Regions from separate parts of the Homo sapiens genome. Here region 1 is linked to region 2. A link is a loop called in an ENCODE intact Hi-C map of the cell type or tissue named here. Cell type or tissue: PC-9. All regions are shown on one strand. Links, peaks and the distances in the headings refer to the core of each region. The heading gives the core; the rest is flanking DNA. Region 1 has its middle 69 kb from the start of ADGRF1. Region 2 has its middle 130 kb from the start of ADGRF1.

What was found. Hi-C counts contacts between places; a loop is a spot of excess contacts. Peaks named below come from ENCODE experiments on the same cell type or tissue, not always from the same donor. Only the 100,000 strongest peaks of a DNase experiment are listed, where the experiment ranks them.
Region 1: a loop joins it to region 2, with 7 times the contacts of the local background. A loop is called at or near these places in 2 of 110 quality-filtered maps.

What each region holds. Positions count from the first base shown.
Region 1 is chr6:47,109,575-47,113,968 of GRCh38, reverse strand. No RefSeq gene overlaps it. Among named protein-coding and RNA genes, the nearest start is that of ADGRF1, 69 kb to the right of the region's middle. RefSeq lists an enhancer at 722-891. In PC-9, for the core only: no CTCF peak of the experiment used is centred there; a DNase peak (open chromatin) is centred at 2,038; H3K27ac peaks cover 3,834 bases.
Region 2 is chr6:47,166,316-47,170,709 of GRCh38, reverse strand. No RefSeq gene overlaps it. Among named protein-coding and RNA genes, the nearest start is that of ADGRF1, 130 kb to the right of the region's middle. In PC-9, for the core only: no CTCF peak of the experiment used is centred there; DNase peaks (open chromatin) are centred at 759 and 2,299; H3K27ac peaks cover 4,000 bases.

The sequences.
Region 1 (4,394 bases), core at 115-4,114, 57 kb after region 2:
CTATGAGCCTTGTAAAGCCGTGGTGTAGAAAACAGCTGCAGATTTGACAGGAAATTGCAGGAGATGGGAATGAAGCATGAGGCAAAATGTCTTGTTTTGCTCTTCTCAGCCTCCTGGGTCTCCAGGGCTCTGGGCCCAAATTTGGAGACTGAGAAATGCAGGGGAATGTTATGCTGTGTCTGCAGCTCCATTTCTTGAGATTGAGGTTTAGATAATCAGTTTCTTTTTTTTGAGACGGAGTCTCGCTCTGTTGCCCAGGCTGGAGTGCAGTGGCGTGATCTCAGCTCACTGCAAGCTCCGCCTCCCGGGTTCACGCCATTCTCCTGCCTCAGCCTCCCCAGAAGCTGGGACTACAGGCACCCGCCATCACACCCGGCTAATTTTTTGTGTTTTTAGTAGAGACAGGGTTTCACCGTATTAGCCAGGATGGTCTCGATCTCCTGACCTCATGATCCGCCCGCCTCGGCCTCCCAAAGTGCTGGAATTACAGGCGTGAGCCACCGCGCCTGGCCTAGATAATCAGTTTCTAACATTTATATCATGAAAACCTTTCTTAGACTAATCTTCTGGGTTGAGAGAGTAGCCAGAGTTCACCATTTACTTCACCAGTGTCTCTAAAGGCTTAGGTATGGTAAAGGGCATTCAAAAGAACAGTGAGCTGGCCTTAGGGAATCTGAAAGTCTCTCCCTCTCCAGTTTAGTGGTTTACTTTGAACATTCCCAGCCAGGAAGTTATCTTTTCAATAAATCTGGAAAATTTGGAGATGGCCTTGGCACCTCCATAAGGGTCTGCAAAGATTTCCCAGTCAAGAGGCCTGGCAGGAAACTCTGGGATCTGGGGATATGTGTGAACCCCATTCTGAGTTCATGTGTTCCCAGCTCATGGTTCTAGGACATAGGGTTAAAGCTGTGGGGTCTGGGGAAATCTGGGTAATGTTGTCAACATGAGTTGCAGACCCAGGCTTCCTTTTACCTCACGTTATCCGCTCCTCATACCCATGTTGTGGGTGCACCTCCCCGCTGGGGCATCTTCAGGGGGGCTTCACTCACCTTCACTCTGTCACTGACAGCATGCTTTTTGGGGACTGTTAGTAAGGGCAGGGTAAACGTTTGTCCCTGGGGAGCCTGTTTGGAGCAGCAGTCCAGTCTTATTCAGTGGGTTTGATGGTCTGTCATGGGATACTCACTAGATTACATCTTCATCTTAGAGGTCTTTCCCACAGTTTCCAGTCACAAGACTGGCTGTTCATTGGGGAGAAATCTCTGGGAAGGCTAGGAGTAAAGCTTTGCCTCTGTTATGCTGCTGGAGTCCTCTTTCTATCCAGGATTAGGGGCTCTGGCTTTGGAAGAGGAATCCCAAGGCAAAAGTAACAATAAAAATAATGAAAATGTTTACAAGTGTGCTTGATCAGGGGACATGAGTGTGCTGCATGCATGCTGTGATGATCTGATGTAATCCTTCTCAACACCACCATGAATAATAAACTATTATTAGTTTCATTTTCCTGATATGAAAACTGAGGCTTAGCGCTACCAAATGACAAAGGGATACAGGATATGAACCTGAAGGACCTAAGCTGCTTAGAAAGAAAGCCTATCTTAAAAAATTGCTACTATACATAAAAGTGTCATATTCTTCTGACCTTGCCTTTGATACTCAGCTAAGAACAAACCAGTTAAGAGCTTTGCGCAAGCTCCTTGATATTTTAAGAGGAAGAAGAGTATAATTTTTCCTCAAGCAATTAAAGAAAATCTCCCTCACCTCATAATTCATTGAAGAAAATGTAGGAAAATCAGCAAATTGGAAGAGAGAAAAAAAAAAAGAAAAAGGGAGAGAAGGGGTCACCATTCTACCACTAATATTTTGAGATTTTGGGGGGTAGAATGTATCTAAGGCATCATGTTTGAAGGATAAAGATTAAAGTAAAAAAATTAAAAACGCTGTGGTTGAAACTCAAATTACTTCCCTAACCCTGCTGAGCATGTGTAGCTTGCTCAGAAATTCCAGTGGGGGCAAAGGTCAGCAGGTTATACACACTAACATTAGAAAATATGTGTGTGAAACAGAAAGGAAAGGAAGTCTCAGGATGTGGAATTCTGCAAGTTGGTCTCATCTGGCTCAGGACAGTTCCATCCTGGCTCAGGAATGCAGGTAGAGTTCTGGAGCTGGCATTTATTTGCATTGGAGTCATTTCCTAGGATTTTCACAGCTTTACATGTTTGTAGGTCATCTAAGCAAAAACTGTGGATATTGGTTGTGTTTCTGTCAATGAAAGAGGGAATCATACTTTACAAAATTTGAATGTGTGTAGTCAGGGGGAGAAGAGTCAAGAAGATTGATTCTTCTTGGGTCGAGATACAACAGAAAATCTTAAATTACTTGATACTAAGTCCTTGGAATACAGCCCACTAGCAATCACCATTAGCAATCCTGGTGAGGTGGGTAGGTGGAGATAGGAACCAGTAGGACTGAATATTTTTTTCCTCATATATTTTGCTCAATGTCTTGTCTCTGAGCAACTTTCACATCCTGATTCAGACCTCAACAGGCAGATAATTTTTGCTTCGGATTATCTTCTATATTTTGTGTCATGAAATTTCCTGTGGAAGACAGAACAATCTACTCCCTTAAATTTTCTGCAAATATAAACTCACTTCCCTCTGAAAACAATTTTCGAGAGTTCTTTTGTTTCCTCCATTGTGATAGAAAATTGTGAGTTTCCAAGTAAGAATAAAAACATATTTTTTTGAGACAGGGTCTCACTCTGTTGCCCAAGCTGGAATGCAGTGGCACGATCGTGGCTCACTGTAGCCTTGGCCTCACGAGCTCAGGTGATCCTCTCACCTCAGCCTCCTAAGTAGATGGCACTACAGGCATGCACCACCATGCCCAGTTAATTTTTTTTTTTAATTTTGTGTAGAAACAGGATTTTGCCATGTTGCCCAGGTTGGTCTCAAACTCCTGGGCTCAAGTCAAGCCACTCTCCTTGGCATTCGAAAGTGCTGAGGATTACAGGCATAAGCCACCTTGCCTGACCTAAAACTTTGTTTTTATTTCAAAAGATATAATTAAGGATCCAGGACATAGAAACATAAAATAAAGGACAATGAAAGGTGTTATAGGTCTCAAAATGGCAAAGAATGGTTGTGTTAGAAGTAAGAGACAATCATGTGGACAGGATGCTCAATTGGATGGCCCCATGCTGTATGTTTTTGAAACTGTGGGTCTTAACCTTTTAGTGGGTTGTAAAATTAATTGATTAGATTATGACCACCATTTAAAAAATATAATAGAAAATATCAAAGTGCATTGCATGTAGGAAGGTTATGTACTATTTCATGGGCATTTTTTTTTCAGCTATAACCGCAGGCACACACACAAGCATATGTGATGAGTTTCATTATAAAATATATTTCTTCTCATGGATTCAACCAAAGAAGTTTGAAAGATGCTCCATTAGCCAAAGTAATCTATAAAATACATCTTTTTTTTTTTTTTTTTTTTTTAGACAGAGTCTCACTTGGTCATGAAGGCTGGAGGGCAGTGGTGCAATCTTGGCTCATTGCAACCTCTGCCTTGTAGTCCCAGCTACTCAGGAGGCTGAGGCAGGAGAATTGCTTGAACTCAGACTACAGGCACGCGCCACCATGCCTGGGTAATTTTTGTATTTTAGTAGAGACGGGGTTTCACCATGTTGCCCAGGCTGGTCTCGAACTCCTGAGCTCTGGTGATCTGCCTGCCCTTGGCCTCCCAAAGTGCAGGATTACAGGCATGAACCACCACGCCCAGCCAAAATAGATCTTTATTGGTATCATTTATTAAATGCCTAAAAATTGTCAGGCCCATTAATAATAATACTTTAAAAATCTTTTTAGGAAATTACAATTATAGCACTCCTAGTACATGAATCAGCCAGAAAACTGTCTTCAAAATAACAGCAAGCATTTATTGAATTCCGTTAACGTGTTGGGCACGGTGCTAAATCTTTTTCATGCATTTTCAAATCTACCTCTCATACCGACCCTATGAGGAGGCTACTATTATTCTAGTTTTTCAGAAGATAAAGCTGAGGTTTCCAGGGGTCACACAGCTAGTAGAACTCAAATCTATGTCTGTCTGGCTTGAGAGCCAAAGCATTTTACCACCATACTACATTAGTTTTCACGAAATAAATTTCTTATGGGTCTTTGCAATTTGTAAAATCTTCTTTGCTTTCTGACTTTTTGGAAATGTTCCTAATTTAGCTCTAGGACAATTTAATCCACTTTTACCCCCATAGGATGTTGATAAGGGATATTTCTGTGGTTTGCGGTGTGGAGGGTAGGGTGATAGTAGAGAAAGTTTATTAATGATCTAATCCTAAAGAACCTGTTCCCTCCTCTTCTTACAGAGTA
Region 2 (4,394 bases), core at 320-4,319:
ATGTCAGTAGCGCCCCCAAACTCTGTTTCTGAGCACAAAGTGTTGACATGTTTGCCCTGGAAGGAGTGAGGGACGAGAGCACACTGTCAGTAAGGTTCAGTGATTGCCCAGAGTGGTATGAGCTGCAGGAAACCAGGAGGAAGTAATTTGGGGAAAAGAAAGCAAGAGGCTAACTAAGCCCATGCATTCTCTTTTGAAGGTGGAAGACACATCTGGTCTGTTCAATGCCTCCCTGAGGGTATGTGCTCATCTCATTTCTCTCCTGTTCTTTAGAATGAATCAGCAAGATCTAGTTGTAGAACAAGGAGATGGACTGTAACTATTTCCTTAGGCTCTATTACATGCCAGGTGTTTCACACATTTATCTATGATCTTCAAAGCAATTTCAGAGCATAGATACCAGCCTCCCTATTTTGCAGATGATGAAACTGAGGCCCAGATAGAAGTACTAAGGAAAGTGTCCAAAGCCACAGAGTGAGTTAGCAATGATTTAGGCAGGGGTTACTCCAAAACCAAACTCTTTCCTCCCCACCAAGCAGATGCAGCCAAGATATCTTAGTGGAAGCAACCCTACCCCTCTAGCAAGTACAGGCAAGTCCTGACTCCCTGTGTGCTCCCAAATGTCTCCAGTGACCTATCATGGCTCCTCCTGTTTGACTTGTTAGCTCTAGCCCCAGTATCACAAATGGATGAAATGACCAAAAAAAGAAAAAATAGTTTAGTTTTGTTATCAGGAAGTTTCTATGGAAATAGTTACGCAATGGGTGTGAAGAAGTGTAGAATGGTCTACTGAGATTTTCTGCTGGATTAGCTGTACCAAGTAGTTAGGCTCAGGGAAGCCAAGAAAACACAACTCTGAATCATGAGGGGTTGATGCCCAGCACAGAATAGAAGGAAGTTTCTAGTGGAGTATAGACCATGAATCAACCTGCCAACTTCCGAGTAAGGAGGACAGGCTGGAGGCAAGTGTGCATAGGCAGATTTTATTCCTAGGCTTCTTTGTTATCTTGAAAGCCAGGCCTAGTTTTCATCTTCTATTGGAGGGAATAAAACGACCATGGGAATTCTAGTGATGGGCAGAGGAAAGAGAGAAAAGCATTCTGATGGTTAGTATTATGTATCAACGTGACTGGGTAAGGGGATGCCCAGGTACTTAATTAAATGTTATTCTGGATGTGTGTCTGTGAGGGTGTTTCTGGATGAGGGTAACATTTGAATCAGTAGACTGAGGGAAGCAGATTGCCTTCCCCAGGATGGGTGGACCTCATCCCACCCATTGGAGGCTTGAATAGAACAAAAAGATGGAGTAAGGAAGACTTTGCTCTCCTTGCCTGTCTTTGAGCTGGGACATTGATCTTCTCTTGCCTTCAGTCTAGACACAGTTATTGGACTAGGACTTGGACTGGAATTTGTACCACTAGCTCTCTTGGTTCTCAAGCCTTTAGACTTGAGCCAAAATAATACCATTGGCTCTCCTGGGTTTACAACTTGTTGACTGTAGATTGTGGGAGTTCTCAGTCTCCATACCCATATGAACCAATGACTTATAGTATAACTCTTTATACATGTACATCCTGTTGGTTCTGTTTCTCTGGAGAACCCTGACTAACAGAAGTATTTTCTTCTCTCTACTACATTCTCTTTACTTTGATACCTCCATATGAAACTTGTGAATAGACACAGCCCTGGGAGAGATCGGGAAGAGAGAAAAGAATAACTCTTAGGCTCCATAAATAGTTTAAATGCTGGAAATTTAAGAGTGGGCTGGGAGTAATGGCCACAGGGCTGGCTTCATGGGAATGCAACCTAAGCATTTACTTAGGTCTTGAACTCAGGGTGGTCCACAGTTGGTTTTACGCTCTGCTGTTGCAGTCTTGAAATTCATGATAAGTTTTGAATAAGAAGTGCCACATTTTCATGTTGCGCTGGTTTGTACAAATGATATAGCCAGTCTTGAATGGACAGATGGTTGTGCCACTTGCAGAAATGTTGGTGACAGGGGCAGGAAGTGACGACAATGACTACTGCCACAGGTAGTGTTCCTCACTGCCTCCATTTCCCCTCCTTGCCATTAACTTAGGAGCCAGGGACTCTGATTTCTGCTTTAAACAGTTACATAAAGGAAAGGGGAAAATTCTGATTATACAAAGCTAAAGAAGCTACCCAATGACAAAATGTACACTGTAGTACCATTCTGGGCCCTCAGGCTAAGTTTCATTACCCTTTGTAACATAAAACCTCTCCAGCACTGACTAAGAAGTTAAGCAATGTGGATAGTCTGGCAAGGCCTCCACCTCCCCCACAGAGATAATTTGAGCTCCCCAGTGCAGAAGACGGTGAGTCAAGTGCATTTTGCTGGAGGTAGTCATCAGAGGGTACTAGGGAGTAGGTTCTGAGGCTGCCCTGATGCCTGCCAGGCTGGGCATGGCCAAATTGTGCATGTCAGTACCAGATCTGTAGACGCTTACAGCTCATGGGCTTCCTTGGGGAAATTTCAAGCTGATTGTAGTCAGTATTCTAGGCACATTTCAGTTTTATGTAACCTCATCTCCCATTCTCCAGGACATCTAGCACTCTCCAAATGACAAAACTTCCTAACTTTCAAAACAGTTTTTTAGATGTTTCATGACAGCTAGTAGCTGGTAAAGTCTGGGAAGTAACACCTTTCTATGGTCTCCTTGTTGCCTTCATTTAGATGCAAATTCTGCTCCTGTGATTCCTTTTGGCCTGCAACATAAAGAGTTTCAGTCAATGGATTTTTCCTCTCTTCATTCACAACACACATACGTGCACACTCACGCACACTAGTGCACTGAGTATTCCTCCCTCTATCTTTTGAAAAGAGTCCCACTTTTCTTGGGGAAACTCTTCTTTCCCTATTCCATGTGATCTGCTTAGAATGAATGATCTTTGTGGCTTTGTGTCATTCCAATGGTAGTGACCAGCAGGGCCTATGGATTAGTCCCAGTTACCAAGATTCCCAAAGCTGTTCCCTTCCCATCCTTCTGAGTGTTCAATACTATATTTTATTCTGTGAGCTATCCAGGACTTATTACTGAACTTCTTTTTTTGCTTAAGTTTATCAAGGTCCATTTCTGTGGTTTGGGATCAAGAAACCTATTGATTTGGAATGAAACACCATTTTGGAGGGCCTTCTCTACCCCAATTTTTCTGAAAGTGATAACATCATAATCATGTTGCTTAGCAGTCAAGTCTTTCCTAAGGAAGGATGATATATTGTATGGGATATTAAAAGCTTACTGCAGTTAGTACTAGCCTTATTCTTTTTACTGTAGGAATTCAGGTTGTATAAGCAGCAAAACTTCTTAACTTGCTATGTGATTTTTTAGGTGATTGGTAAAATTAAGCCAACTAGTAGAATAGATGGAGCAGTTTCCAGCCTGAGTACTCTTTAGAGGTTCGTGAAGCAAAAAGAGAGCATCCAGGCCCTCTGGTCCTTGCCAGCTGCAGCAGAGTGGGTGGCAAGAATCACTAGTATTAGGGCTAGCCAGATGCACAGACAGCTCAGAGGGAGGCATGCTGGGGGTGCAAGGATGGGGAGAAGGGAAGTTCAAACTCAAATGGTATTTCTTTGAGGTTGACTTGGAGACAATTCTGTTCTCTATCATTATGAATAAGTGGAGAAAAGTAAAAATGGCATTAACTAAATTTGATAATGGTACTAAATAAGGTAATATGCTTAGTAGTCCGGAAGACCAGAGAAAAATTAAAAATGATCTTAATGGTCTTATAGAAACAAGGTGGTATTACACAGGACCTGGACTCTCCCCTTAAAAAACTTAAAAGTATTTTAAGGGAATTGATCACTGACTGTTTAAAGAGGAAGGAAGGTAGCACAATATAATAGAAAGAGGGACTTTGGGGTGGCTGAGTGGGGTGGCTCATGCCTATAATCTCAGCACTTTGAGAAGCTAGGCGGGCGGATTGCTTGAGCTCAGGAGTTTGAGTCCAACCTAGAAAACATGGTGAAATTTTGTTTCTACTTAAAAAAAAAAAAAGGGTACCTGTAGTCCCAGCTACTCAGGAAGGTGAGATGGGAGGGTTTCTTGAGACAGGGGATGGAATTTGCAGTAAGCCAAGATTGTGCCACTGCACTCCAGCCTGGGCAACAGAGTGAGACCCTTTCTCAAATAATAAAAAATTAAGGAAAAAAGAAAGAGGGACTTTGGAGCCAAATAGATTTACATTCAAGCCCAACTCTACTAATAACATGATGATGTCAGCCAATGGCATTGATTAGGAATATCTTTGGGTTGCAAGTCACAGAAACCACAACCAGCAGTTGCTTTAGCCATAAATGAACATTTAATTATCTCATCTAACATGAAGCCTGGAGCTAGTTGGTACCAAATTACATGAAACAACTCATTGAT